Linked DNA regions of Homo sapiens: regions 1, 2 and 3 are each linked to region 4. The links are chromatin loops, found by intact Hi-C in ENCODE. Cell type or tissue: Calu3. All regions are shown on one strand.

Region 1 (8,000 bases), 150 kb before region 4:
ACTGTGATTAAGTAGACTTTATTCCTGAGATGCAAGGTTGGCTCAACAAATGCAAATCAATAAATGTGATTCACCATATAAACAGAATTAAAACCATAAACCACATGATTATATCCATAGATGTGGACAAAGCTTTTGATAAAATCAAGCATCCCTTCATGATAAAAATCCTCAACAATCTAGACATCAAAGGAACAAACCTCAAACTAATAAGAGCAATCTATGACAAATTTATTTGCCAACATCATGCTGAATGGGCAAAAGCTGGAAGCATTCCTTTTAGAGTAATACAAGGATGTCCTCTCTCACCACTCCTATTCTACATAGTACTATAAGTCCAAGTTGGAGCAATCAGGCAAGAGAAAGAAATAAAATGCATCCAAATAGGAAAAGAGGAAGTCAAACTCTCTCTCTTTACTGATGATATGATTCTATACCTAGAGAACCCTAAAGACTCTGCCAAAAGGCTCCCAGAACTGGCAAATAATTTCAATTTCAGCAGAGTTTCAGGATACAAAATCAATGCACAAAAATTAGTAGCATTGATATATACCAGTAACATTCAAACTCAGAGCCAAATCAAGAATGCAATCTCACTTACAATAGCCATAAAAAAGTACTTAGGAATACATCTAAGTAAGGAAGTGAAGAATCTCTACTAAGAGAACTACAAAACACTGCTGAAAGAAATCAGAGATGACACAAATAAATGGAAAAGCATTCCATGCTCATGGATTGGAAGAATCACTATTGTTAAAATGGCCACACTGCCCAAAGCAATTTACAGATGCAATACTATTCCTATCAAACTACCAATGCCATTTTTCACAGAATTAGAAAAAACTATTCTAATCCTCATATGGAACCAAGAAAGAGCCCAAATAGCCCAAGAAGTTCTAAGCAAAAAGAACAAAGCTTAAGGCATCACACGACCTGACTTTATACTAAACTTTATGCTATATACTGTCAGGCTACAGTAACCAAAACAACATGGAACTGGCACAAAAATAGACACATAGACCAATGGAACAAAACAGAGACTCCAGAAAGAAATCTGCACACCTATACCCATCTGATCTACAAAAAATTAGACAAAAATAAACAATGGGGAAAGGACTTCCTATTCAATAAATGGTGCTGGGATAACCGGCTAGCCGTATGCAGAAGATTGAAACTGGACCCTCCCTACCTTTTACCATATACAAAAGTTAACTCAAGGCCAGGCGCGGTGGCTCACATCTGTAATCCCAGCACTTTGAGAGGCCGAGGCGGGCGGATCACGAGGTCAGGAGTTTGAGACCAGCTTGGCCAACATGGTGAAACCCCATCTCTACTAAAAAAAATACAAAAATTAACCAGGTGTGGTGGCAAGCACCTGTAATCCCAGCTACTCAGGAGGCTGAGACAGGAGAATTTCTTGAAACCAGAAGGCGGAGGTTGCAGTGAGCTGAGATCATGCCACACTGCACTCTAGCATGGGCGAAAGAGCGAAACTCCATCTCAAAAAAAAAAACAAAATTAACTCAGGATGGATTAAGGATTTAAATGTAACACTTCAAACTATAAGAGTCTTAGGAGAAAACCTAGGAAATACCATTCTGTATATTGGCCTTGGGAAAGAATTTGGAGTTCTCAAAAGCACTTGCAACAGAAACAAAAATTGACAAGTGGAACCCAATTAAACTGGAGCTTCTGCACAGCAAAGAAACTATCAACAATGTAAACAGATGACCTACAGAATGAGAGAAAATATTTGCAAACTATGCATCTGAAAAAGGTCTAATATCCAGAATCTATAAGGAGCCTAAACAATTCAACAAGCAAAAGACAAAATGACCCCATTAAAAAGTGGGCACAGACACTTCTCAAGAAAGACATAGAAGTGGCCAACAAACATACGAAAAAAAAAAAATACTCAACCTCACTAATCATCAGAGAAATGCAAATCAAAACCACGATGAGATACCATCTCACACCAGCCAGAATGGCTATCACTAAAAATAAAAAAAAAGGGCCGGGCGTGGTGACTCACACCTGTTATCCCAGCACTTTGGGAGGCCCAGGCGGGCAGATCACGAGATCAGGAGATCGAGACCATGCTGGCTAACACGGTGAAACCCCGTCTGTACTAAAAATACAAAAAGTTAGCTGGGCGTGGTGGCACACACCTGTACTCCCAGCTACTCGGGAGGCTGAGGCAGGAGAATCACTGGAACCTAGGAGGCGGAGGTTGCAGTGAGCCAAGATCACGCCGCTGCACTCCTTCCTGGGCGACAGAGCAGAGCGAGCTTCCGTCTCAACAACAACAACAACAACAACAAAACAAAAATAAAAAATGACAGATGCTGGCAAGGCTGCAGAGAAAAGGGAATGCTTATACACTGCTGGTGGGAATATAAATTAGTTCAGATACCATGGAAAGCCGTTTGGAGATTTCTCAAAAAACTTAGAACCACCGTTCAACCCGGCAATTCCAATGCTGGGTATATATACAAAAGAAAATAAATCATTCTTCCAGAAAGACCTATGCACTCGTATGTTCATCACAGCACTTTTCACAATAGCAAAGACATGGAATAAACCTAGGTGCCCATCCACGGTCGACTGAATAAAGAAAATGTGGTACATATACACTATGGCCATGAACAAGAATGAGATCATATTCTTTGCAGCAACATGGATGCAGCTGGATGCCATTATCTTAAGCGAATTAACATAAAATTAACAGAAAACTAAATACTGCATGTTCTTACTTATAAGTGGAGCTAAACATTGGGTACTCATGGCTGTAAATGTGGCAACAATAAATGATGGGACTATTAAATGGGAGAGGGAAAGAGGGAGTCAGTGTGTGGAAAACTAACTCTTGAGTGCTTTGCTCAGTACCTGGGTGATGGAATCAATCACATTCCAAACCTCAGCATCAAGCAATATAGCCATGTAACAAACCTGCACATGTACCCCCTGAATCTAAAATACAAGTTGAAATTATTAAAAAATGTTTTCTTCCAATATATAAACATGTACTCTCTCTCCATTTATTTAAATATTCTTTGTTGCCTTTCATACGTGTTTTGTAGTTTTTTCACATATATATCCTGTACATACTTTGTTAGATGTATAATTGTATTTCATTATTTTTGATGCTGTTGTAAATTGTATTTTTTAAAATTTCAAATTCTAATTGCTCTTTACTGATATATATGAAAGAAATGGACTTTTGCATATTAACCTTGTATTTTGAGACCTTGCCAAACTCACTTATTAGTTCCAGAAGTTTGTATTGTTCTTGTTGTTGATAGGATTTTCTAGTTGTTCAATAATGTAATCTGTGAGTAAAGAAAGTTTTATTTTTCAAAAGTCAAGTACGGCCGGGTCCGGTGGCTCACGCCTGTAATCCTACTACTTTGGGAGGCCGAGGCGGGCGGATTGCCTGAGCTCAGGAGTTCGAGACCAGTCTGGGCAACACGGCGAAACCCCGTCTCTACTAAAAATACAAAAAAATTAGCCATGGCGGCGTGCTCCTGCAGTCCCAGTTACTCTGGAGGCTGAGGCAGGAGAATCGCTTGAACCCGGGAGGCGGAGGTTGCAATGAGCCGAGATCGCGCCACTGCACTCCAGCCTGGCCGACAAAGCCAGACTCCGTCTCCAAAAAAACAAAAACAAAAACAAAAAAAAAAAAGAAAAGAAAAGAAAAGTACTATTACTCTTGGCACATTCTGGCACTGGGTGAATTAACTTTCTTTGTTTGTGATCTTTGTATTATCACTAGAGGGCGCCATGAGACAAACTATCCTGTATGGTTTTTTCATTACATAAGGGCATCCCTGTGAAATAGGTAATGATTAACATAAGGGTGAAGGGAATTATAATTCACAAACTAGTTAAAAATAACACCTTGCTCAGCCTGAAGGGGATGAGTGCAAGACAGAGGGCAGGCCCCACCTCTGATGCCGTGGTTGCAATGCTAGGAGCTAATTGCCTTTAAAGTTGGCTTGAGTTCTTTTTGATCACCAACTCAGCTCTCTCGTTTTCCCCTAGAATTGTTGCTCTGAATTATTCCTCAGTGCCAAATGCTTAATTTTTCCCAGGTAATGAGTGAATTGTACAAGGGTGGTGAAAGAACATGCTTGAAAATGTCTTTGAGGGCTAATTTTTAAAATCTCTAAATTGGTTTCCTAAACACAATTAGTTTTGGCTTTTAAAAAAAGTTTTAGTTTATTAATTGTATAAATTTAAGAAGCACAACATGATATATTGACATATTTATACATAGTGAAATGATTATTACAGTTAAGCAAATTCATCATCTCACATACTCTTTAAATACAAGTATTTCTGAATGGCATCCTCAAGAATCTTATAAGCAGAGCCATCCCAGAAGACAGTGAGTGCTACCTGTTAAGGCTCAGGCAAGAGAAAAACGTAGGCAAGGTGATGGGACCGGGAGAAAAGATTGAGGGATTTATTGAGTCAAGACCAGCTCCGTATCAGTCACTTTTCAGAGTTTTGAAATGCATCTACAAGAGTGCCTGTGAAACACTCTTAAAACAGGCAATTCTAATTCAGTATGGTATGGCATTGAATAGAGATGTACGAGATGCATGGAGTAAGGGGAATTGGGGAGTAATCTACATGGCTTCTGGAGGAACCTCTGAGTCATGGCCCTGGAAGTGTTAGAGGTAGGTCCTGAGAGTATGTGAGCATTTGCCTTGGAAGGTGCCTAGCCCACCATCACTGACTGGGGAAAGCATGGCTAAAGTACCCAGGCATGGAGGGATGTATTTGGAGCACTGAAAGCCATTGGTATGGCTAGAATTTAGGGCAATAAAACTAAGAGAGAGAAAATGGCCAAAATCCCGGTCAAGGTGGCATGTCCATGACTCTTCTGAGGAAACCCAAACAAGGGAGAAAGGGGGTGGTTAGCAGAGGTCCCTGATATCCCCTCCTTTTTCAGAATATCTAATGATGATTCCACCTTTCAATTGAACACCCGTAAAATCAGAAACCCCAAATTCTGTTGTGCATGACTCATTGTCACGGACACATCTGTCCTCTTCTCCTGTGTGTACTTTCACTTTGCAATAAAAGCTTCTTGAGCCTTTGTCCCTGAATTCTTCGTAGTGATGGTGTCAAGAATCTGGACGCCAGGTGGGGCTGCGGTCTCACAGGTATCTGGAGACCCTCCTGAGCCCTCTGGCAACATGATTTCCTGGCTTTGTTCTATTTAATTTAGTTTAATTTAATTTTTTTTGAGATAGAGTTTCACTCTTGTTGCCCAGGCTGGAGTGCAATGGTGCGATCTCAGCTCACTGCAACATCCACCTCCTGGGTTCAAGTGATTCTCCTGCCCCAGCCTCCCGAATAGCTGGGATTACAGGCATATGCCACCACCACACCTGGCTAATTTTGTATTTTCAGTAGAGGTGGGGTTTCTCCATGTTGGTCAAGCTGGTCTCGAACTCCTGACCTCAGGTGATTCACCTGCCTTGGCCTCCCAGTGTGCTGGGATTAGAGGCATGAGCCACTGCGCCTGGCCTATTTACTTTTTTTTTAAATAAAAAAGTATAAACAAAGTTGCGGTTGTGCTTTCCTTATTAATGTTGGACTTCAAGCTACCTCCACCAACTGAAACATAATCTCAAGCTGAATAAACAGGCCATGGAGAAAGCAGGAGCGTTTTTATTTAAAATATTTAAGTATTTCACTCCATACAGAACTAACGGAACTTTTGATTTAGTATTATGCATAACATAAAAATTAGCAGTTTATTAAGCTTTTCTATTTCCTCTGGCAATATTTATTTTCTGCTAGGCTATTATTCTACACACTTCAAAAGCCATTAATGGCACCCTTTTCTAACCAAACAGGACAATGATTAATGTCACCAAGACATTTTTCTCTCCTTTTCCTTTCCATAATCTGTGCCAGGTACTGTATTAAGTCACTCAGTAAAAATTCCAGGGATAAAAGTTCTGAATTTCTATTCATAGAAATGTGAGGAAAATGTGTGATTTAATGGGAAAGCAAGAATAAAATAAAAGGGAATTTTAAAAAGTCATTTAGGCCGGGTGTGGTGGCTCACGCCTGTAATCCCAGCACTTTAGGAGGCCGAGGAGGATGGATCAACTGAGGTCAGGAGTTTGAGACCAGCTTGGCCAACGTGGACAAACCCCGTCCCTGCTAAAAATACAAAAATTAGCTGGTCGCAGTGGCGAGCACCTGTAATCCTAGCTACTCGGGAGGCTGAGGCAGGAGAATTGCTTGAACCCAGGAGGCAGAGGTTGCAGTGAGCCGAGATTGCACCATTGCCCTCTAGCCTGGGCAACAAGAACAAAACTCTGTCTCAGAAAAAAAAAAAAAAGTTATTTAATAGTTTTCATTTCCCCCTTGTGAATATGGGTAAAACCACCGCAGCCTCCCAACAGCCAGGACAACACTGGAGTCATTAACACTCAAGATCATTTTCCAGTGTTTTCGGGTGCCCCTCTCAGAGCATCTCCCGTGTTCTGAGTCTGTTTCTTTACCCTCTGAGCTTTTATATCTGATCTGGTGTTTCTTACCCAAAGGCAGTTGCCCTCAGCAACTGGTAAAGTGTTCAAGGGTCAGTGAAAGGCTAAAAAAAATGTATGTAGGAGGAGGCCATCCCAAGGTTGGGCAACTACTTCTACCAAAAGAGAAAAAAAGTCCTCTACTTAAATTTGTTATACAAAAAATATTCTTTATCTAGAGAGTTATTTCTTTAGCATAAAAACAAGCAAGCTGATGAGAAAGGTACTTCATTTTTATCTAGTAAAATTTATGTACTATGAATGTATTTGTGAATGGGGTATAAAGAAATTAATACAATCTATTACAGATAGGAAGTATAAGAAGAACTTTTGGGGGAAAGATAACAATGTTACTTTAAGAGTTTTTTAATTCAAGTCACGTAAAAATGTACATTTTACATAGTGTTCATTAATGATAAAGTAAATTTCTTTCAATAAAGCCTTCTCCCTTTATCTGATATTGAGTTATCACTTTTATAAAATTTTTCTCATAATTCTATTGTCATGTCACTAGTTTTATAAGGCCTGTCTATAATGTTATGATCACAGAAAGATTATGGAAAACTATCTCTTAAAATATTGCAAAAGCTATTGGTCAAAAAACTTGTAAAGGCATTGTATATCATATTGTCATTGTCACCAAAAATATTATGTTTAGTAAAGAATTTTAGAACCTTTTCTGGGCATTTAGTGAGAGAACACCTTTTGCACAAAAGATTTAAATAAAAACATTCTAGATGGGAACACTTGCAATATAGTTTGAAGTATCCCCACACAATTTCATAATTAAGTAGAGAACTACAGTTAATTAGATGTTTCAAAAAATGCTACTACTTTTTGAAAAGCATAAAAGTTACAATTAAAAGGCTGTATATTGTTTTCTTTGTTTCTAATTCTAGAAGGTCATGAAACAAAGAAACCAAGTTTGTAAACTGGTTTTAATCTATATTCTTTTTTCAAGTAAATTTTAAAAATCTTTGTTTCCCATATGGAAAGGAAGATTTTTTATTCATATGTAAAAAAATTAGTTGCAATGCAGATAGAATAATATTTCTACTTAATATTTTGCCAGTAGAATTTTCACATATTATGTGACAGTACCACTTTCTTCAGGTACATATTTAAAATTCTGTCCCGAAAAGTTAATAACATGGAATGTATTTAAAATTTTAATTTTCCAAAAGAGGAAAATGGAAAGTGTATTTTAAGGAGAATTCTACCAAAGTGAAAAAACTGATTGAACTCTTATAAAGGTCAGAGTTTTGCTAAGAATTAGAAAATAATGCGTTTGTTGCAAAATATGACTTGAATTGTGTAACCTTTGTAACTAGTAAAAGAAAACGTTGCCCTTCTGAAAGATGTATATTCCATAGACTAATATTAATTGCACTTTTTATTAGACTAATGTCAAGAGCATTACACATATATATTCTCTTTTATCTAAACTTA
Region 2 (8,000 bases), 170 kb after region 4:
TCCCATATGTACAGGGATTTTTGCTTTTATTTTTCCATGAACTGTCTATTCATTTTTTTTTGCCCATTTAGTAAAAATTGTAATATTCTTTTCTATTTTTTATTTAGTTGTGTGACACATAGCAATGTTTTGGTAAATGATGGACTATATAAATGACAGCGATTTCATAATATTATAATGGAACTGAAAAATTCCTAGTGCTTAGTGATGTAAAGTTATAGTGAAACACATTACCTTTTCTATGTTAAGATCTGTTTAGACACACAAATACTTACCATCCTGTTACAATTGCCTACAGTATTCAGCATAGTAACATGCCCTACAGGTTTGTAGCCCAGGAGCAATAGGCTATACCATACAGCCTAGCCGTGAAGTAGACCATACCATAGGTTTGTGCAAGTACACCCTATGATGTTCACACAATGACGAAATCACCTAATGATGCATTTCTCAGAATATATCCCTGTCATTAAGGGACACATGACTATAGTTATTTTTCTCATTTAATCTCAGGGATATTAGTCCCTTTTTCTTCCTAGTTAAAACTGCAAAAAAAAAACCCTGAAAAATATAGTCATAATTTGTCATTTACATTTTCACATTTTATCATAAAGTCAAATGTATTTATTTTTTATGTTTTCTCATTTTTAGGTATATGTATATGAGTTCACGTTTTTACACTTACAGCTCTAAGGCAGGGAGTTTATTCTTGTGAATAGTGTGAGATATAAATATAATTTAGCTTTTTCCAAATGGCTCTTTAGTTGATCCAACATCATTTATTAATAAATCATTTTTTCCCAGTGATTTGTGATTATATATCTAATAAAAGACTGTCCTAAATTACTTGGGTGTGCCCAGTCATATCACAGAAATTCTTAAAAGAGGAGAGCCATTTCTGGCTATAGTCAGAGAAAGATGTGATGATGGAATAAGGGTCAAGGAGATGCTGTGTTGCTGGCTTAAAGATGGAGAAAGAGATCCATGAGCCAAGGAATACAGCAGCCTCCAGAGGCTGGAAAGGACAAGGAAATGTGTCCTTCCATAGAGCCTCCAAGAAGAGATGCAGCCATGGCTAGACCTTCATTTGGTCCAGTGAGATGTGTGTTGGACTTCTTGTTACAGATCTGTATGATAATACATTTGTGTTGGTATAAGCCACTAGGTTTGTGGTAACTTGTTAGAGCAGCAATAGGAAATCAATACAGTGTCCACATATATTTTGAGAATTTTTGGTTTTTCTCCATTGGTCTATCTGTTTGTTCATGTGTAGTACCTTACTATTTTAATGGTAGACTTTGTGGCATGTTGTTATATGTGTGACTTAATTCTTTAAACCTAAGAGAATATTTTAGCTCAACTAGAATTTATTATAACAATAATAAACTCTAGTGTAGGTTGGCTTCATGTTATTGACTCATAATATCATGGCCAACTGAAATATTTTGAAGTTAATAATGTGTACCTCTAACACTAAACTTAAGAGAGAAATTGTTTAATGGCTGAGCATCAAATATGTAGCCTACATCTTTGAGAAATGTTATGGGAGAATATAGTATCAAGGAAAGTCAGAGTTAGGTACAGGGAAAAGACACAAATGTCCAGAATTCATAAATTAAATAAATTTAAAATAATTGAACATCTGTTTGCCAGATCCTATGTTGAAGACGAAATGGTACATGCCTCATAACCCTTGCTTTTAAGAAGTTCACCATCCAGTGGGGACACAGGCAATTTCAGTGCAGTGTGATTAGTGACTGGATGGGGAGGAAGCTTAGAGAAGGCAATGTCTGTGACTGAATAGACCTTGCCAGACAATAGTAGAAAGGGAAGATGCTGGGAAGAAGGAAAAGTGAAACTTTATGTGTTATAATGAAGAGATCAGGAGCCCCTGGGGAAAAGAAAAGGTAAAATTGAAGGGCTGGTTTGGCAGGTTAGTGGATGTGGACTTAAACCCGAAGACAAAGGGAAGAGAGGATAAGGAAACCACCAAGAAGATATCTAAGAGGATAAAAAGAAAACCAAAAGTACAAGGTGTCTGTGACATCAAGGGAGAGAGAATGGTCAAGAGCGTCACACATTTCAGAAAGGCAAAGTAAACTAAAGAGCATCTATTTATTTATTTATTTAGTCTATTGGCTAAAGCAACAAGAGAGCCCTGGAAATCTTGGTGTATAATGACATAATAGAGTGGTGGGAAAGGAAGCATACAAGGCTAAGAAGTAAATGGGAAGTGAGAAAGTGGATCAAAAAGAAGAGATAGTCACTGGAATGGAAAGTACAGCCAGAGAGGTTTTTTTGTTTATACTGAGAGAAATTGAGAATGTTTTCATGCTTGTTAAATGGAACCAGTGGAAAGCAAGAGGTTGAGGGTAAAGGAGAGCAGGCTGGAAGAAACTGCAAATCCAAGCACCAGTGGAAAGATAGAAGCATCTTCAGTAGGGAGCGGGTGGGAATCGTTTTCTCTAGAAGAAAGAAAGAAAAGATGGGTAGTTTGTAGTATCTTACATGGCAAAAAATGTGAAGAATTGTCTCTGTAATGAGTTTCCTTTTCTTTGCAATTAGGATTTGAGGCCATGTGCTTAGATTAGGATCTGGCAAATAGTAGGTGTTCAATAAATATTTCTCAAATAAATAAATAAAGTGTGGGAGAGGAGAAGATGGTTAGCTAGTAAGTTCTAGAAAGTTAAGCAAGGTTGAGGGAACATCTCTAGAGAAAAGGAGAACTTCCTGGGAAAGGAAAGGGTGGTAACTAAAGGCCTGGTTCAGATAAGTACCCTACCCCCATGGGTAAGGAGAAAAACTCTCCTGAGAGGACATTGTGTGATTATTTTCCAGGCTGTTCCTGGAAGCCTCGAGATTGGCAGTGGGGGTCTCGCAAGCATCTGTGAATGGGAGTAGGGCAAGATAGTTGGAGAAAGTGGCAAGCCAGTGAAAAAAGTAATTGCTCTGGAATCCAGGTTGAATTGAAGAAAGTAAAGATAGGATATTAGACCTTTTCAGATAGGTAGGCTGCAAAAATTTTCTCCCATCCTAAAGGGAGCTTAAACAAATTTACAAGAAAAAAAAAAACAAACAACCCCATAAAAGAGTGGGCGAAGGATATGAACAGACACTTCTCAAAAGAAGACATTTATGTGGCCAAGAAACATACGAAAAAAAGCTCATCATCACTGGTCATTAGAGAAATGCAAATAAAAACCACAATGAGATACAATCTCACGCCAGTTAGAATGGCAATCATTAAAAAATCAGGAAACAACACATGCTAGCGAGGCTGTGGAGAAATAGGAACACCTTTACACTGTTGATAAATTAGTTCAACCATTGTGGAAGATGGTGTGGTGATTCCTCAAGGGTGTAGAACCAGAAATACCATTTGACCTGGCAATCCCATTACTGGGTATATACCCAATAGATTATCAATCATTCTACTATAAAGACACATGTACATGAAAGTTTATTGCAGCACTATTTATAATAACAAAGACTTGGAACCAACCCAAATGCCCATCACTGATAGAGTGGATAAAGAAAATGTGGCACATATACACCATGGAACCATGGAGTACTATGCAGCCATAAAAAAGAATGAGTTCATGTCCTTTGCAGGGACATGAATGAAGCTGGAAACCATCATTCTCAGCAAACTAACACAGGAACAGAAAACCAAACACCACGTGTTCTCACTCATAAGTGACAGTTGAACAGTGAGAACACATGAACACGGGGAGGGGAACATCACACACCAGGGCCTGTTGGGGGGTGGGGGACAAGGGGAGGGAGAGCATTAGGACAAATACCTAATGCATGCATGGCTTAAAACCTAGATGACCGGTTGATAGATGCAGTAAACCACCATGGCACATGTATACCTAACTAACAAACCTGAACATTCTGCACATGTATCCCAGAGCTTAAAGTAAAATTAAAAAAATAAAAGAAAGTAAAGATAGGTAAACACTCTTAGGTTTGGAGATAGCAAAATCAGAGGTGTCGAAGTGGTGGAAGAATTGGTGTAGTGTGAATAATTGAGTGAGATAGTCATGATTGTAGCAGGTTGTCATTAGTCTGGATTTGAGAATTATGAAGAAGAGCCATTCTGGAAGATAAGTCAGCTGGTTTAGTTAGGGCTGTGATCAGTGATACCTGTAATGGAATGGGGGATGGAGGTGATGACTCTTGGAGATCAAGAGGCTGGCTTTCTGGGACCATATGGGTTGCCACTGATGATGCCATTGGCCAGATGATAACAGGGATTGGGTAGAAAGACAATACAGCAGGTATAGAAGTCTTGAATGAAGTGCTGTGTGTAGAGGGGTGTGAGGAGGTGGTAGTGAGACTGACTGGCTAATAGAAACACTTAGTCCAATTACAAATATTTGTGGCTTATCTTTAATCTAAAATCCCAAAGTCTGAAATTTCAAATCTTGGCACATATCTGAAAATAAATGATCTCATATAACTAACATATAATTGGAAAACATTTCCAGAAATTTAAAACCTTGCCACCAATTTGTTCTCTAGTTGCTATCGCTCATTTGTCTGAAAAATAAAATTAGGAAAAAACATCCTCTGAAAGTTGAGTGAAGTATTTGCTTTCCACACAAAACCAGGGTTAACTGGTTTTGTCTGGGTACAGGATGAAGTTTTAACTTTTTATGCATGAATGTAAGCAAAATATAACCAAGACACATTTGCATCCATTGCTAATCGTGAGAGCTTCTTTTAATTGCTCTTTCCAATGAAGCAGCCATCACAAAGTTCAGTGCCTTTTATTTTTCTGAGTCCATTGAAACATGGTTGATTGGTTAGTTTGGAAACTGAGTTTCTTGTATAAGAAAGTGTTTGTTTATCAGAGAATAGGAATCCAGAATTTTATCTGAAACATGGTTGATTGGTTAGTTTGGAAACTGAGTTTCTTGTATAAGAAACCGTTTATCAGAGAATAGGAATCTAGAATTTTATCTGAACCTGGTTGAATTTTTTAAAAGTTATGGACAAAATCTTGGGAAACATGTAATGAAGAATGATTATTTTTCTTAAGGTTTTAGAAAACCTAAGGGCAAAAGCCATAGAAAGAAGTATATATAGAAGACAGAAATAAAAATATAAAAGGGGGGGCTTAAGACAAAGAAATATTGATGCCTTGAGTAAAGTAGAGGTGTGTTTGCTGTGATGGAATGGAAATTAGATTTTGTTGAGTGCAAATGTTGGCTTTGATACTCTCTCACCATGAGATATTGAAAAAAAGTTATATAACTTCTCTGAGCCTCACTTTCCTCATCTGTGAAGTAGGTATAACAATACAAATGACTAGGATTATTGCAAAAATTAAAGCAGATGCCTTTACCTAAAGGGCCTAGTGTTGAGTCTGACATATTGGAGATGCTCAGTAGTGGTTTCTTTCCCTCTAGGAATGTTTTATTTAAGGTCATCAGAAGGCTATTAGCTTTTCACTGGCATCTAGTTATATATTAATTTTTAATTGTTATTCTAATTTGTGTTAAATTTAGCCAAATTTCTGTGAAGAAAGACCATAATGATCACATCAGGTATAGCAAACTGAGGCTCATTCCTTCCTATTTTTGGATGCTGTATATACAATAGCCCTGGCCTGAACCAGCCCCACACTATCACTGTGCTAGTGATAGGCAGGTGGAGCCCAGTGCCGGGCCAAAGTGCTTTGCTTTCTCATTTTGCCGATACCTTGATTAGTCAGCACACATTCCTGCCCAATCTCGTTGGAGATTTGAATTACACATTGTTTGTTAAATCTGATGCTTGGCCAAAGAGGTACTTAATGGCACTTATGAAAGAACTAACGATCAAATGACACAACCTTGCCAAAGCATCTTTATCTTTCTGGTGAGTGATATTTTAAGCCTAGATATGCTTCTGGTTCCTTTGAAGAGCTTGTACTCCATATAGGGCTTGCCTAAAATGACCATGTTTGAAGACTACGAATAATAGCTGGAAAGCTGAGGTTGCTTCATGTTGCTACCTTCCAGCCTAAGGGGAAGAGGGCTTACTTTGAAGTTGGGAATAAGTGCTGGTTGTTGAGAGCTGGTCTCTGCACAGAGTGTTCCAGAAAAACCCTACTTCAAATTCCATTCTTAACGTGTCAGTGAAACACATACTTTTATACTCTGCTATACTTATTTTATACTTAGCAAAAAATCCAATTATATATTTTTAAAATGTCAGAGAAACAGTAATTAGGTATGTGACATCATTTGTATTTTTCCAGTTTATTAATGATGAGAATACATTCTCAGAAATGCATCACTAGGGGATTTTGTCATTGTGAGAATATCTTGGGGTGCACTTACACAAACCTAGGTGGTATAGCCTACTACACACCTAGGCTATATGGAATAGCCTATTGCTTCTAAGCTACAAACCTGTGCAGCTTGTTACTTTACTGAACACTGTAGGCAATTGTAACACAATATAATAATTTTTATATCTAAACATAGAAAAGGTACAGTTAAAATATAAAAGGTTAAAAATGGCACACCTGTGTAGGGCACTTACCACGAATGGAGCTTACAGGAGAGTGGGAGTTGCTCTGGGTGAGTCAGCGAGTAAGTAGTGAATGAGTGTGAAGACCTAGGCCATTACTGTACACTACTATAGACTCTATAAACACTGTTCACTTAGGCTACCCAAAATTTATTCAATACAAAAATATTTTTCTTTCTCCAAAAATACATTAGCCTTAGCTTACTGTAAATTTTTAACCTTATAAGCTTTTGAATTTTTAAAAAATGTTTAAACTTTTCTGTAATAATGCTTAGCTTAAAACACAAACACATATAGTTGTATAAAAATTCTTTCTTTATATTCTTGTCCTATAAGCTTTCTTCTATTTTTAAGCTTTTATTATTTTTTACTTTTTAAACTTTTCTTACTAAACACTAAAACACAAATGCACACATAAGCCTAGGCCTACACAGGGTCAGGATCATCAATATCACTGTCTTCCGCCTCTACATCTTGTTCCACTGGAAGGTCTGCAGGGGCAATGACACCCGTGGAGCTCTCATCTCCTGTGATAACAATGCCTTCTTCTGGATGCCTCCTGAAAGAACTGCCTGAGGCAGTTTGATGCTTTTTTATAATTAGAAGGAATACATGCTAAAATAATGATTAAAAAGCATAATATAGTAAATACATAAACCATTAACGTAGTCACTTATCAGCATTATCAAGTATTATGTATTGTGCATAATTGTATGTGCTATACTTTTATACCATTGACAGTGCAATAGGTTTGTTTACACCAGCAACACCAAAAACACATGAGTAATGTATTATGCCACTGCATTAGGACAGCTACTACATCACTAAGGGATAGGATTTTTTGTCTTACAGGACCACTATCATACATGCGGTCCCATTTATTTATTTATTTATTCATTTATTTATTTTTGAGTCCGACTCTCACTCTGTCACCAGGCTGGAGTGCAGTGGTGCAATCTCGACTCACTGCAACCTCCGCATCCTGGGTTCAAGTGATTCTGCTGCCTCAGGCTCCCTAGTAGCTGGGACAACAGGTGTGCACCACCATGCCCAGCCAATTTTTGTATTTTTAGTAGATACGGGGTTTCACCATTTTGGCCAGGATGTTCTCAATCTCCTGACCTCGTGATCTGCCTGCCTCAGCTTCCCAAAATGTTGGGATTACAGGCGTGAGCCACCGTGCCCGGCCCATGGTTCTTCTTTGACCAAAACGTCATTATGCCACACGTGGCTGTGTATTAAAATGCATGCAGGAGAAAATTCAACTTTAATAATGTTGATGAAGTAAGTAGTTCACATACTTCAAAGAAAAAATAGACAAGTAAACAAACATAAATACAAAAATGAATAGGCAGGAGCCCCTTATCCCCTAGTTTATAGTCTGGTGAGGGAACAAAGACATGCCGAAACACAAAACAAAATTCAAGAAGAAATATAGCTGAGCTACATAGGTAGCATTAAAGACAGATGATTAA
Region 3 (8,000 bases), 110 kb before region 4:
CAAACATACTGTTCACAGATACATACATTCACCGTACACTGTAGAACACTAAACACTGCATCGCAATTTTCACACCCTACCAAGCTAACTCAGAGAGTTGTAACATTGCTTTTGTCCTTGAGAAGGCAAAACTGGTGGGATCAAGTCATTTTTTGAATGGGACTAAACAGCATTGCTTGAGCTCATTTCCACTGGTTTATTGGGGTATATAAAGGACTTGTAAATATCATTGTCAGTAGAAGGCCAACAGTAAAAATTCTTGAAAAAAAGATGCCATCACATTTTTTATAATACATAATGGCAATTAGGTACTTTGAGGTGGTTTGAGCTACAGGATTTCATTCTCTTTAGAGAAGAACAAGAAAAGAAATGCAGAAGTGCGGGGAAAATTCTCAAATCTCCAAGACAGCAAACTTCAGGAGGACACAAGATAAGATCAGATAAGAAAAAAATAACCATTGCATACATTTAAACTCTGAATTTTACATCCTGTACTAACAACAGATAAAGGGCAAATCTCTCCTCATTCTTTTATCCCTAGCTTCCTTAACTGTCTGATTTCTTTTCTTTTCAGCATGCAAGAATTAAAGTCATTCACGTGTGGATTTTTTTTTTTTTTACTAATAAATGAAAAACAAAGTGGGATTCTGCAAGTCATAAGATAGTAATTCTATAAGCCACACCTGTTGGAATCGGATGTCAAGGTCAAAGGTGACAGGTTCTCTGGGGTTGCAGGTGACTGGCAGGCGGTATTCCTGATGTGATGGGGCAGTGCATGGCACCAGCTTCACAGTATAGGTCCCTGAGTAGTCACGTACCTTTGAGGAGAAGATATTGATATATTACATTTAAAAATCTGAGGTGTAATCAGATGGCAGCAGCAGAAGAAAATTAATTAAGAGTCTTAGTCACTTACGGCAAAGTCAGAGACAAAGCTCCACTGCTGTACTGGCTGGTTATAGGTTGGTTCACTCCTTATGAGGCGGAGGGAAAATGTCAGGCCTGGATGATCAGCTGACATGATCACTGAGCTTGTAAAGGATGCTAGGAAAGTGCCAGTAATTATAATAATGATATAGTGGTTCAATTAAAAGAGTGCATAACAGTTTAGAGTTTTCAAAATAAATGATCATACATTATTTGCTTCTGTTTTTATAAGAAGGCTGCAAAGCAGTCATGGTTAGTATAATTATCCTCCTCTGGCAGATGAAGAAACTGGGCTGTGAGTGACTGTGTGACTTTCCAAAGATCACACAGCTAGGATGTGACTTTCTGATTCCTACTTCAGTACTGTTTCTGCTCTATAGTTTTGTCAAAAGATAATTGTACAGAAATGCTCAAATTGTTCAGAGCTACTTTCTGGGGAGTCACAGCAGCACAATAAAGGGTGATGTGAATGCATTTATTGTGCACTGAAGTTACGAGCTGAACTTAAAATAGTCTATTAGTATCCACACAGCTGGGCAAACCCAATTTATGAATGGAGTCTGATTTTAGTTAGATTGCCTGCAATCATGGCTACACAAAGATTCAGTTTATTAGAAAGGTAGGCATGTAGAAGAAAACTGTATAGACCAGAAAATCCTCATTTTCCAGAACTGTCAAATACAATAAAGCAAAATGATTTTTTTGGGTTCTTTCTTTCTTGTAGCTCAGTTCCATAAAAATACAATGAAGCCTCTTTCTCTTCCTAATTATTCAGCCCTATTCTCTTTTGTTAGAGTTCAAGTCCAGAAAAAGAAAAGCTATAAAGATGTTGAGTGAACTATTTTCCCTTTCCCAATCTAATATAAGCTGGCAGAAAAATGGCTTATTTTTTATTTGACTCTCCATGTTACTAAACTGGTAATATGGAGAGTCAAATAAAAAATAAGCTCTTTCTAGTGAAATGTCCTTGTTAAAAAAAAACAAAAAACAAATGAAGTTAGACGTGGGATTTTATCGACTGCTGCCTTGTTGATATTCAAAGCACAGCGAATCACAGTTAGTAAAATTGCATAGCCAATACTTATTAAACATAATTAACATGTCCAAAACTTAAATATGAAAGTGAAGTACCTCCTCTGACCCTATTAAAAGGGTTTCTCACAGTACCTAGCAAAAAGCTGTGAAAAGAGAAGTGCTTGCTGAATGAATCATCTGCAATTCGATTTGTACAATGGAAGCAAAGCAGAGAAAGAAATGATTATTCCTATGCTCTTTAAGGAAAACTTTACTTAAAATGAACTCAATAGGGTTTCCTTTTAATTTTACTCTAATTATTTTGCATTTTCTCTGAAAGTCTGCATAATGATAATTTTGTGGATTATGAGGTGAAGCTGAACAATTATCAAGCTCTCATGGAGATAATCCCACATGTACAATTCATTTGAGATTAAGGGCTTCAGTGGTAACAGAGAAGCACGCTGAAATGTGTGAAGATGGAAAATCTACCTCCTTTTTGTGTGAGGAGTGGTTGTTAAAAGATAACGGGGCTTACCGGGATGTGACAGCACAAATAAGCCATGGAACTGAGCCTCTGTCTTGAAGTGCACGGCCAAGCGCCCCTCATCACCGATGCGCATGCTGGTTGGATAGAGAGAACCTATAATGGGGAGAGTACCAAGAATGAAAATATATGTAGCCAGAGACCCCTTATGTACAGATTCCTTCCAAAAATTAATTCAGGTTTGACTTGTCTTTAAACATTCTGGGCAAAGGGTATTATCAGAAGAATTCTGAATAACAGAGGCAGAAGTATCTTCATTTTCTTTTCTAAGCAGAAAAGGGAGCCAAAATGAATTATTAAGTAACATGAGTGAAGTCACTATGAAATACACAGATTACTTACAATAGACCAAGTTTTTTTAAAATCTGAGTTTATAAAAATGAAGCTGTAAATTGAGAGGCATGACAAAATTGTCAAAATGATGGAGATTCGGACATGTAAATAGAAATAGGTTTGAGTTATCCAGAATTATTCCTAATTTTATAGACTTAAAGAAACCTCTGAAGCTTTCCCAAGAAATTTAGCAGTTTGATAAAATTTGGCTCCAGAAATCAGATGGAAACAAGAGATCCTATGTGGAGGTTGGGAACCACAGAAAAATCCTCATTAAGATTAACTTAAATATACATCTTCTAAAACAAGACACGGACTTAAAACATTTGAAATAATTTGGAATCATAACTCAGGGTTATCATATTACCTGTCACATAGCTCTAAAATAGAAACTATTCAAAATGAAACATGGAGAAAAAAAGACAACAACAAAATGAACAGAGCATAAATAGGTTTTAATCCACTTAAGAGAGTAGATTTACATTTGAGGTGCACTATTAACTCTGTTTTCCTGCTGGCTAGTAAAATGCAGTACTGGCATGACACTATGGATGTTTGTGGAATCGGAACAGTAATACATGTCTGAAAAAGAAAAAGCACTCGTCCTACTAATGGATTAGATTGATGCTTGTGGACTTTGAACTATGAGTCTAACATGGAGATTGAAACCAAGTTTTGCAAATGCTCGCGAACTCGAACTAGTGGCATTCACAATCCGAGTTCGCAGACATTCAACTAAAGTACCCCAGAGTAATAGAATTTTACATCAGAAAGAGATATTAGAAGTTGTGTCTATCATTCAGAAAAAGTTAAGTCCCAGAAAGGTTAAGCAATATGCTTGAGATCTCACAGCTAGTTAGTTGTAGAGTCATGACTAGAATTCAGGCCATAATTTGTATTTAATTTAAATGCACCTCTTTTTTTCAGAAATAAAAATGTGTAACTTTTTCCCTTGGTCATTTCTTGCTTTCGTTGGAGCTTCCTCTATCCATTTTCTAGAATTCAGAAAAATATATATGTTGTGTTATGTAACACATAAATAATTAATCACCTAAAATAGATCGCAAGGATAAAATATCCATGAAATATATAAAGTCATATTTAATAATCACATATTGCACAAAATTTAAAGCCCTAATATGGTTTAAAGAGTTTTTTGATGAAAAAGGTGAAATTATCTTATTATAGATAGAAAATGAAAATATACTGAAATTTGCTAGTACTACTTTTAGCAATGGCAAAAAAAAATCGTCTTAAATAGTTTAAATAGGTTACAAAACTATAGAATTTTCCAAGTCTTCTGAACTCACCTTGAAGTTCAGCCTCTGGGGGGCTGCCAATTCCATCATTCCACAAGATGGCGGTGTCGTACACAAAAGTTAGACGAAGCTCTGACTTCAAGTCAAAATGCTGCCAGCCTCCTACCCCCACGGGGGAATGGAACACGTAGGAAACATACAGAGGGACTCGAAGGGTCACATAGGACTGCACTAGGTTTAGGACCTAAAACAACAAAATTACATCAATCAACATGACTCAGTGTTAACTAAGTGGGCCTAATTTTGTACAAGCCATTTTCTCTTTTCGCTTAACTGAAGATTTTGAGTAATCATTGAGAAGAGGAAATGACAGCATTTTATAACACTATTTTCCCCTCACTTAATTTTGGATCGATTAAATAGTTGTTACTAATTACCTTCATTGGCAACAAAGGATATGTACCAGAAATCCTTAAGACAGTGCATTATTTTGAGCATACTATACTTACAAAATCCTCTTTAGAGCAGTTTTATGAAGATAGTTTACATACCATGTAATTCACCTATTTAAAGTAAACAGTTCAATGGTTCTTAGTATATTTAAGGAGCTGTGCAACCAACACAATCAATTTTAGAAGATTTTCATCACCTCCAAAAGGAAGCCTGTACTTATTAGCAGTCACCCCCAATCCCTCCTCCCCGTCAGTCCCTGGAAACCACTAGGTCTTTATGTATTTGTCTATCCTGGACATTTCATATAAATGGAATCATACAAAATGTGTTTTTTTGTGATAGATTTCTTTCATTTAGCATAATGTTTTCAAGGTGCATCCATGTTTGAGCACGTTTCAATACTTAATTCCCCTGTTAATGAATTGCAGCCCATTGTATGCACATATTACATTTCATTTATCTATTTATCACTTCATGGCCATTTGGGTTGTTTCCAGTTTTTGGCTATTATAAAAAATGCTGCTATGAGCTACTTTTTTATTAAGGGAATATGAAACATAGATCTGGAAGCAAATATATTTACTAATAACATATAACATTTATAATATCTCAAGAATAATTAGTTGAAATGAAGTGTCTTGCCTTGAATTTTATACTTTCCTCCTTCTGGTGTTTAGCAGATGGGTTGGGAATAGTGGAGGATAAACTAATATTTATATATTGAGTACTTACCATATTTCAGAAACTGTACTAGTTTCTGAATAAACACTATTTAATATTTTCACTCTCCACCATAATTATTTTGCATGTATGGATGGATAGTTGGATGGTCAATGGATGACGGATAGAAAGAGACAAAGATAAAATTAAGACTCAAAGGAAAAAGGTAAATGTCCCACAGTATTCTCTAAACCTCCTGAATGGCTCGGACAAGATCAGAACTCAGCTTTTGGCCCATGTTTTTTTTCTATTCTGTCTTACTTCATCGTATTCCAAACAAAGATGAAGGCAGTCCTAAGGTCATCTAACAAAGGCTATCATATTTCATTCTCAAAATAGCTCTGCACAATAGTAGGACAAATACAACTAGCCTCTTCTACACAAGAGGAAAGGACTTAGGTCAGATCACACTCCATAGAAGTTTGAGTCAGGCTGTCTGATTATGGTCTAGTTCTCCTTCCACACAGCTCACAACAAGAATCACAGGCATGAGTTAGCAAATAATTTAAATCATGAGAACTATAATTTAGAACATTCTTATGAAGTTAAAAGTAAACTGCTCATGTCACAAAAATGATGACCTGAATCCCTAATAAAAATATATAGAAAAGAACCATCAACCAAACCAGTTATTTCATTCTTAGCTGTATAGTATAGTAGTTAGCATTCCCTCTTACCTGCTAGCCTGGCCAGCAGGAGAGGTGCTTTGCATTAAAAGTCCTTTGAGACAGTAGTTTCTATGGGCGGCTGTTATTACCTCATTGAGCAATTGATTTTGAAGTGCAGGGAAATGGACGGTGACTAAGTCAACCCATATGCCACTAGTCCTTAAGATTAATATTTTACCTTACAATTTTAATAAACCATGATTTTAAAAAATAATTAGGTTTTAGGAATAGATTTCCAATTAAGCTTTATAGGTGCTAAGAATAATTTTTTCCAATGTTATATTCTATCCATCAAATGTTACTGAGTATGCTATTTTGGAGGGAATTACTAATACTCACTTCCTATGAATAAGTTACTTGGAGTACAGCTCCCCAACTAATTCTGATTTGATTTTATTTGATGTTGTGGTAAACTAGAGCTTGATCATTTTTGGACACAGAATCAGCATTCCATTGCATTTTCTTAGTACCCATGGCTAGGTCTTCTTTCTGTCTACTTAGAATCTCTACCTGGAGGAACTGGAGCCTAAATGAAACTATCTTGACCATCTAGATCACCTACCTTCTTCAAAAGTGAAGAGTGCAATGCAATCATTCTAACATTTAGATGTCAACTTAAAAAGCACTTAATTTTCTTTCAGCCTGTATCACAGGACTTTTCGAGGTATTTGTTTATACTGAAATAAATATCTGTCAAATCTTAAAGAAACCGAGACACAATGAGTGATTTCATATGTCCCTATTGCTGTTTGAAGTTTCTTCATCAAAGGCAAGCAATACTTTAAATTCCATATTTAAAAGGAAAGTGTAAAATGCAAATACCATGGAAAAAGTAACACACTGTCAAATTTATTCTGCTACACACTGGGGTAAGTATATATCCTGCAAAATAATTGAGAGTGGCTTACATATAAAAGAGTATCAGTGTACAAAGTATAAAACAATGGGATGGAAAAATGACCTCAAGTATATTCCAGCCTCAAAGTTTCATATATCTAAATCAAATACATAGTAAAAAAGAGGCATAATTATTCCCTAAAGCAACTAAGAAAAAAATTTGTTTACTTTTCCAAAATTATTCTATGTCTTCTGATAAGTACATTATAATTTCATGTTTTAAGTGAAAACTGTGATTGGGGTTGCATTTCTGTAGCTTATTCATGCACACTGAACGATGTTATCAGTCGCTGTTTACCTGTAAACAAATGGGAGAGTTAAGATTCTATGTCGCAAAACAGCTAGCCAGGACAATAAAAGATCAAATGATCTGCAGTCTTCAATTATTTTAAAAAATTGTTTTCAAGAGAAAAACTACCAAACTATCTGATAGTTCTAAGAACTTAATTTAACTTTAATAACCATTTTGCATCTAAAGTGTTTTTTATTGTGAACCCAAACAACTTTAAATTTTATTTACAAAATAGGTGTCACACACAAAGGTAGAGTGGAATCATTTATTTAATTCATCTCTATTTTGCTTTTCCTGCTATTTATCTGTGTTTATATTTTAGAAACTATTAAAATGATTTTAGAGTTAAATATCATTAGAGAAATTCCAAATTTGTTTTTCTTGGCAAGTAAAATTCTTAACTTTTATGAGTGATGATCTGACTCTTGTAACGACTTTGTTCCTCCGTAAGCTTCATGTCTGGTGTCCTCATGAGTACTTGGTATGTTCCCTGGCACAGAGTAGGTGTTCATGGAATATTTCTTTAATGAATGAATGTACAAATAAATGAGATGGCAAAATCAGATATAGTTTTAATAATAGCTGAAGCTAGATGTAGTCTAGCTGCATAAAAGTTAATCACACTTCATTGCTGTTAACAGATAACTATCCTGTTAACTAATAAGGTAAATAATCGAAATTGGGAGGTTGGAGAAGGCAGAAAACCCTTACAGAGTGTGTTGATTTTCATTTACAAAGAAAAATGCAGGGACTTGGCAATATTTTATGGTGGTAGCTTTAGCTACTAAGAACACATTTAAAAAATCAATTCTCTATCATGTTGTTCCTAGCAAAAGCAATTGCCAGTTGATAAAATGTGTTTGCACAGTGATTACCTTGAGCTGAGATGC
Region 4 (8,000 bases):
ACAGATGTAAAAGAGTTGGAAAAATAAGGCTGGGCATGGTGGCTCAGGTTTATCATCCCAGCAGTTTGGAAGGGCGAGGTGGGTGGATCACTTGAGCCCAGGAGTTCCAGACCATCCTGGGAAACATGGTGAAACCCCATCTCTACAAAAAAGACAAAAATTAGCTGGGTGTGGTGGCGCATGCCTGTAGTCCTTGCTACTGGGGAGGCTGAGGTGGATCACCTGAGCCCTAGGAGGTCAAGACTGTAGTGAGTTGTGATTATGCCACTGTGCTCCAGCCTGGGTGAGTGAGAGCCTGCCTCAAAAATTAAAAATACATAAATGCATAAATAAATAAATAAAAGAGGGAAAAATAAAGTCTTGTGATAGATTTTTTAAATCTTGAAAATAAGTTATTTGGAAGATTTTGCATTTAGTTAAAAATTATACTTTTGAAAAATTCCTTTTGTTCTTCAAACTAGAAATGAAACTGAACTAAATAAGATCCATTCAACCACAAATATTCATTGAGTACTTATTCCATGCCAGGCTCTATTCCATGTGCTGGGGCTGTATCAGAGAACAAAACAGACAAAAACTCTTGCCTTCGTAGTGCTTATATAAGAGTCATTTGAATATGTATTTATATATAGGAATATATCAATGACTGTTATTTTAATCTTAAAGTGAAGATGAAAAAGATTTTATTAAAAATATTTCTGTCTTACAGATCTCAGAACAATAACTAACATAAATATTGCATCATATTTTTCTTTTACAGTAGCAGGTAAAACATGATTCATTTAATGGCAAGAGAAAAAAGGGCACAGAACCAGGAATTGCAGGGCTGCATATCTTGTTGAATGCTGTAGACTTCCTGACAGCTCTCTGGTTCCTTGTGCACACAGAGTTGGTTGTCAGCACCTCTTGGATCCACTACAATTCACTGCCAAGATGCTGATGAAAGGAATCATTCTCTCTGAGGTTCCAGAACACATGCTGCTCACTGACCCATCTATCCCCAGTGGCATCACCAGCAAAATCTGTTAGTTTGCCTCTGATAGCTACTGCTCACTTTTCTGTTTTGTTTTCTTTCATCAGCAATGCATTATTTGTTTTTTTTGGAGTTTCAAAAGGGAGTTAAAAATAAAAATTGAGTAAGTGTGATACAATGAATGTCTGCTAGTTCCAACTAGTCCTCCTTCCTGCACGATAGTCAAGCCATCTAATATTAAATGAGTTGCAATACCATCTGATATTAAATGAGTTGCAATACCATATCCCAATTGTTGCTGCTAAAAACACCTATAATTTTTCACTTTTGTTATTAAATGAAACTGCAATTGGATCTTTTCCTCTGACATAGAAAAATAACAAAGTGGTTAAACAGGGTGTTTGTGGAAGGAGAGAATAGATTTTATATCCCATCCAGGCCATATAACAGTTGTGGGATCGTAGGCAAGTTATTAACTTATCTCAGTGGAGGATTTATGAAGCACTATGGTGCAGTGATTAAGAGCATGGGCCTTTTGCCCAATCTCAGCTCTGCCCCTTACTAGCTGGCTAACTTTAAACATGTCACAGCCTCTCTATTTCCTCACCTCATGGTACTCTTCTCATGGAGTTGACCTAGGTAGGGTATTGGGAAGTAGGCCCAGCAAATAACTCAATAAACATTAGCTATCATTGTTTCTTCATAGTTCACTACCTAACACAGCCCCTGGTATGTAATGAGTACTCAATAAAATATTTGTTGAGTCAGGGAATAAAGGATGGATGTAAGGTATAAAAGAGATAGATAAAGTGCTTAATGTACGTATGAAGTACCTTGCCTTTAATAAATATTCAATAACTGGTAGCAATAAGAGCTTTGAAATGCATATACTAATGTGGAATATAAATACATATCTAGTTTATTAGTTTTAGTGGTTATAAAATGAATAATAATCTTTGAGAATATACATCTACAAATTTCAGTAATTCATGGTTTCTTAGCTGTACTCAAGCGATACTCTGTCTTTTGCTATAATGCAATCTATCTCATTCTAAAAGTCCATAAATAAAAGCAGAGGTTGTATGGGCACAGTTATAAGCAACGTATTCATTGTAAAACTTGTATGAGGCTACCCTTCATTTTAATCTGGTTTCCATTCCAGGTCCTAGCATGAATTCCGTTACCATCTTCAATGACTGAAGGATGTGGGCCACACACAGAAGGCTTCCCAATTTTCTATCACCCCAGGTTACTAAGTAACCATGTGAAGTGAACCAAGTAAAGCCTATGAGCCTTTGTAGAACTGCCGTTAACCCCACATTCGTAGAAAATAATAGTGCATTGAAAAAAATAACAACAAAAAGAGCTCTTGTTTGACATTTTGGCATCCAGCTTAAGAAAAAAGAGGCAGTGGAGAAAAAAAAAGGCAAAAAAATAATTTTACAATCTTTTTCTACTGTTAACTTTCCCAATGTTATCCAGGGGCCTGTTGTGAGTGAAAAATTAAATAAACTCACCAGGAGTGGGAACTCAGGTAAAAAATAGATAAACCTATTTTTAATAATCGGTAAGGTGCTCTGTTTTTTAGTTATCATTTTCCCCATGATTTATTTGCTATATGTTCAAGTACAAAGCAGAGTTAAGACGAATCACTCCCTGATGATAAGACAGGATGTGCACATGTGCACAGAGAATATGTCCCTAAAAGAGAGCGCAGTGAGAGTGCTCAGAATATCCTAGGCTAAATACAAAGCATGAGAAGCACAGCCAGGTGGAGGCTCATGCAAAATGAAGATGGAAGCAGAGGCTGGGGGTGAGGCCGCGGGGAGACCAGCCCCCCTGCAACCAGAGCAACCTCAAAGACAGGGAAAGTGTCGTGTGAAAACCTGGTCTTCTAAAGTTAAAAGGAAAAAAAAAGAATTTTAAAAGTAAGGGGTAATTAATATTCAGAATCAAAACATGTCAGGGGAAATCAAAAAGAGTGGTGGGGTTCTGGCTGCAGCAAAATTACAGCGGGATGTGTGGGGGTGTCAGGGAGGGATGTTGGGGGTGGCAGGGGTGTGTATTTCTGTGCATAGAGGTCTACTCTTTGAGGATCTGGAAGTTCATGGACCCAGTAAAATTTCAAAATAATCATTTGGAGACAAGCATAGGTTTACTAACTTTTTACTTTGCCAACATTTTCCCAGATTGCCACCTTAGTTGATAATCTCACTCAATGAAATCTCTTTTTATCCCATGCAAATTCCATTGGTCTAGATGTCTATAAAATATATGGTACCAAAAACAATATAGTTGCTTCAGGTGCTGCCATTTTTATCAACATATTAAATATTTTGTGCCAACCATATTGCTGCTTAAAAGTACCAATATACTGCCAACTTTATTTTATGCTTCTATGAAAATCAAATATGAACTTGAGGCCGGGCGCGGTGGCTCACGCCTGTAATCCCAGCACTTTGGGAGGCCGAGGTGGGCAGATTACGAGGTCAGGAGATCGAGACTATCCTGGCTAACACGGTGAAACCCCGTCTCTACTAAAAATACAAAAAATTAGCTGGGTATGGTGGTGGGCACCTGTAGTCCCAGCTACTTGAGAGGCTGAGGCAGGAGAATGGCGTGAACCTGGGAGGCGGAGCTTGCAGTGAGCTGAGATCACGCCACTGCACTCCAACCTGGGCAACAGAGCGAGCCTCCGTCTCAAACAAAACAAAACAAATATGAACTTGAATTGGAGTTGAAAAAAGGTTTCATTCGTTTGCTTCTGACTCTTAGTTTTATTTAAACGAAGTAAAGCAGAAGAAAATCATTAGTATTTAACAATTTACTGTTGTTACAAAGAAAGGTCACGATACTCATGTTTCAGAAAACTTTTATCTTACGGGTAAATTACAGATTTGCCTAAGCTCATTCTAAGATCTAGTGACATTTATTTTTGTTTCGTAACTTATTAGTGTTCCTGCCAATTTTTATACCAGAAAAAGATCATATGTACACAGAAGGCTTGAAGAGATAAGTACCTTGACACAAACCTGTTGCTTGTTTCTTTAGCAGTTAGAGAACTTTTAAATTTTAACTTTAAGCTCTAAGTGAACTAAACTGATACTTTAATCACTGTAGAATTATAAACCTTTGCTAGAAAAATAAAATTTTAAAACAGAAATAAAAAATTAAACTTACTTATAAAAGAAGTTTCTCCCAAGTAACCTCTACGTTTAAGAACAACATCTAGAAATTTGGAGTCCTCATTGACCAGGTAATATTCCTTTTCAAAGGAGATCCATGCCCAATTCAGACGAAAATTCTGGTACGTTAACTTGTTTCCACCTTGAAAATAAAAATTTAAAGCCATAAATTAGTGCTTTCTTGAATGAGTGATCTTCAAAATTCCACAGATTACTTTAATGAAACAACATTAACAATCAATACAGCTACTTAGTTTGATACACAACTCTGGAATATGTACATGGAGATACAGCTTACAGTCTAGAGACTGTTACACATACATTCAATCGCTGACATAATTCTTCACAAATTCCTTGCTGTTTTAGGAGGGGAAGTAGGTAATGGGTAGGAAGTGCACAACTACCAGAGGCTATTTAGTTTAATCCTAAAACTAAATATCCAACTTGCAGGATAACTCACTTCCCACAAGGTGCCACTGGAGAGCAAGTTTTCTAATCAGAGGGCTGCAAGGCTCCTTTGTGATGTTCTAAAAAACACACACACAACTTCACAAATACTTTTTCCGGTTCACAGAGCAATTGGGTGGAAGGTTTTAATTATAACCACTTAAGGAAAAACAAATATCCCTTCTCCGCCTCCCTTCCCCACTATATTCCACTCCATTCCTTAGAGCAAACAGACAGTTCTTTTCATTGATTTCCATTCCACTCTGAAGATAAGGTTTTCCCCTTCCATCTTCCCACCAAAATGGAGTGGGCTGCCTATCAGCAGAAAATAAACCTTGTGTGTGATCTCTCTAATGTGAAAGCGACTATGTTGGGTAAATGAAAGGAAAAATGGTTATCAGCTGATCACTCTGCACGCATCCCTCTACTTCCTTTGATCTACACCAATTATTTCAGAGTAAGGTGAGGTTTACAAACAAAGGCATCAGTAATGCCTTTTAAGTCTTTCTGAAAGAGGGTGTAAAAAAAAAAAAAGCCCAAGTAACAAACACAGCTAGAGGCACAGTTTTCATTCTAGTTTCTTCTCTTTGCAGTTCACATAGAAAAAGAAATGAAAGAGGAAAATCTCAAAACTTTAATAGACGACAAAAAAAAAATCTACACAAGGGAAAACGCTGAGTGAGCGAAGACATGAAAATACATTCATCTTTGCTCGAACTTTTAAAAAATAAAAACTGCAGCAACTTTGAGCTATCAACTTAACAGGTACTAAAGATTAAAGAGAATACCTTGTACAACTGAGATTATGTAGGGAAATTGTTTTCTTGTTTACTGTTGTTTGGCTTTCAAATTAGCACAAGCCTTTTGGACAGCTATGTGCCAATGTGTGCAAGGGGCAAAAAGATGGTTATATCCTTCAATCTTGTCGCTCCTTCTGTGGGATTTTTGCTTTAAGAGAAGCAGAAATATATTTGTAAGGAACTATTCATTGCAATATTTTCTATAATAACCCCAAACCTTAAAAACTATCTTATAGTGTATCAAATCAATAAAATGTTATTCAACTCCCAAACAATAAATATGAAATTGTTGTTGGAACACCGAAAACACTTAAAAACACAACAACAAATGGTACTGATACTGTGAATGTAGCTTCGTAAAATGAGACATGATACAGGAGAAGCTGCTTGGTGTTTTAAATGATGGGATTATGGACTTTCCTATTTTTAGTTAATTTATCAACTATAAAATATAAATAGATTGGGGCCGGGCGTGGTGGCTCATGCCTGTAGTCTCAGCACTTTGGGAGGCTGAGGTGGATCACCTGAGGTCGGGAGTTCAAGCCCAGCCTAACCAACATAGAGAAACCCCGTCTCTACTAAAAATGCAAAACTAGCCAGGCATGGTGGCGCATGCCTGTAATCCCAGCTACTCGGGAGGCTGAGGCAGGAGAATCGCTTGTACCCAGGAAGCAGAGGTTGTGGTGAGCCAAGATCGCACCATTGCACTCCAGCCTGGGCAACAAGAGTGAAACTCTGTCTCAAAAAAAAAAAGATTGGAGAGCAGGAATTTTGTGTCAGTTTGTCCGTTTAACAAGGAAACTCATTCCACATTTTGCGCTGATGAAACTTACTAAACTTACTATGCCCAATGTCTGCTGCACCCTGAGTGCTGTTCTGGAGAGGAGAGGCCATGGGCTAGGAGGCTCCTCAGAACTGGAGTCCAAGGCCCACCCACATCACTTCTAGCTGCTGTCTGACTCTGACCAAGTTACTTCTCTGGATCTCTGTTTCCTTTTCTGGAGAGTCAGGTGAGGGTGACGCTAATTAGCGCCTGTGATTTCTTCAAAGATCGACTCAGGTAACCCATACACACACACAGTGCTCTGAGGTCAATAGTATCATTCAACAAATGCAAGCTCACTCTGCCCTGCCACGCCACGCATGCCCAAGCCCACCCTGCATGCCCACTGCTGGACTACTATTCGTCTGCCTTACACCCACCTGTGCTCCTTTCTCCTTTGCCCCTCTTGCCTACAGCTTTTGCCCATATCAAGTGGACTTTTCTTTGCAGATTTCCAGGTTCATCCTGACCTACCCTGATTGTTCCCCTTGCACTCTAATCTGCCCATTTGGAGGTCAAGCCAAGATTCTTGCAGCTCCTGGGATTTGCCACCCTCACTCTTTCCATCACCCTTGTCCTCTTGCCTAAAATGAGGACCCCTATTCTTCCTTGGCTGACACTTTCCATTCCTTATTGCTGCTCTATCCCCCTCCTGTGTGAAGCAGCTGCAGCTGCTCCAGCCCTTTCATGTCTTTGTGGTTCTGCAGCTGTTCTCTTATTGATTACTCTGTATAGTTGTGCACTTTAGTGGGTATCCTCTCATATTTAATTGTATTAATTTACTAATTGTACTAAATTGTACTAATTTACATCAATAATTGACAGTATCCATTCTTTCATTATTGCCAATACTTGTTCTCATTGTTTTTAAAAAATATTTTAAAAAATTATTGTGTTTACGTTCCATTAATTGGAACATCATCTAGAAAGTAATAGAAAAGATAGAATAACATGCAATTGATTAAATTAGTACATAAAACAGCTCTGATTTCAAAACAAATTATCAGATGAAAACACCTTTATGCCACACTCCTGTCCACTTTAAACTGTGGTCCCAGCAAGCCTAGGTTTCATTCCAAACTTCTTGTCATGCTCTACCAAGCTTTTTCTTGTCCATTCTAACACCTATGACTTCACATCCTATCACTTCCCCTTAAAGAGAAATATCCATCCTCTCACATCCAACCTCTCACTCTTTTCTGAACAAAGGTGGCTGTTTTTGTATGTGCTGTATCTTCTGCCCAGGACATCCTTAGTTTTTCTCCTCTTCCTGGGAATCCCTATTCCTCTAAATTTTAACAATTCTTAGCTAATTTTAAGATTTGATTCTAACCCTTTCCTGAGATATTCCAGAAAATATCATTCTCTTCTAAATATGGCACATTTTAAGAATATTGAGTCACTGAGGGCTTCTCTTTTCAGTTTTTATAAAACAGCAAGCCCAGTGCAAACTCCAGCCCTCTCTACCCCTTTATTCTGGTTAGTTTTTCTCTACGGTACTTTCCAAAATCTTATATCCTATATATATTTACTATTTTTTTTTTGTCATTTTCTGTGTTCTCCCACTGCAACACATGATCCAGGAGTTCTGGGAGCTCATTTAACTTATTGTTAGAAAAACATCTATTGCATCAATTAGAAACTCTAATGTCTTGGCTGAAAGTTTAGTGGTCCTTCATTTATTGAGCAACATAAATTTTCTATGTAAACATAACATATCTCTTTCATTACTGAATCTTTTTATTAAAAAACAGTAATTGGTTTAATGACAC

What was found. Hi-C counts contacts between places; a loop is a spot of excess contacts. Peaks named below come from ENCODE experiments on the same cell type or tissue, not always from the same donor. Only the 100,000 strongest peaks of a DNase experiment are listed, where the experiment ranks them.
Region 1: it touches region 4 in a loop (3-fold over the local background); 8 of 110 quality-filtered maps call a loop at or near these places.
Region 2: a loop joins it to region 4, with 5 times the contacts of the local background. A loop is called at or near these places in 2 of 110 quality-filtered maps.
Region 3: a loop joins it to region 4, with 2.6 times the contacts of the local background. A loop is called at or near these places in 9 of 110 quality-filtered maps.

The regions. Positions count from the first base shown.
Region 1 is chr13:38,911,402-38,919,401 of GRCh38, reverse strand. It overlaps the pseudogene ANKRD26P2. Among named protein-coding and RNA genes, the nearest start is that of STOML3, 75 kb to the left of the region's middle. In Calu3, a CTCF peak has its summit at 3,780 (motif pointing right); no DNase peak of the experiment used is centred here.
Region 2 is chr13:38,589,012-38,597,011 of GRCh38, reverse strand. The region is part of intron 2 of LINC00437 (long intergenic non-protein coding RNA 437); the gene reads left to right. Among named protein-coding and RNA genes, the nearest start is that of LINC00366, 25 kb to the right of the region's middle. In Calu3, no CTCF peak of the experiment used is centred here; no DNase peak of the experiment used is centred here.
Region 3 is chr13:38,869,066-38,877,065 of GRCh38, reverse strand. FREM2 (FRAS1 related extracellular matrix 2) reads right to left here. Exons shown (of 24, transcript NM_207361.6): 17 at 4,132-4,324; 18 at 2,480-2,584; 19 at 917-1,044; 20 at 684-818. Among named protein-coding and RNA genes, the nearest start is that of FREM2-AS1, 45 kb to the right of the region's middle. RefSeq lists a silencer at 4,160-4,249. In Calu3, no CTCF peak of the experiment used is centred here; a DNase peak (open chromatin) is centred at 4,195.
Region 4 is chr13:38,760,604-38,768,603 of GRCh38, reverse strand. FREM2 (FRAS1 related extracellular matrix 2) reads right to left here. Exons shown (of 24, transcript NM_207361.6): 3 at 4,154-4,300. Among named protein-coding and RNA genes, the nearest start is that of FREM2-AS1, 63 kb to the left of the region's middle. In Calu3, no CTCF peak of the experiment used is centred here; a DNase peak (open chromatin) is centred at 4,633.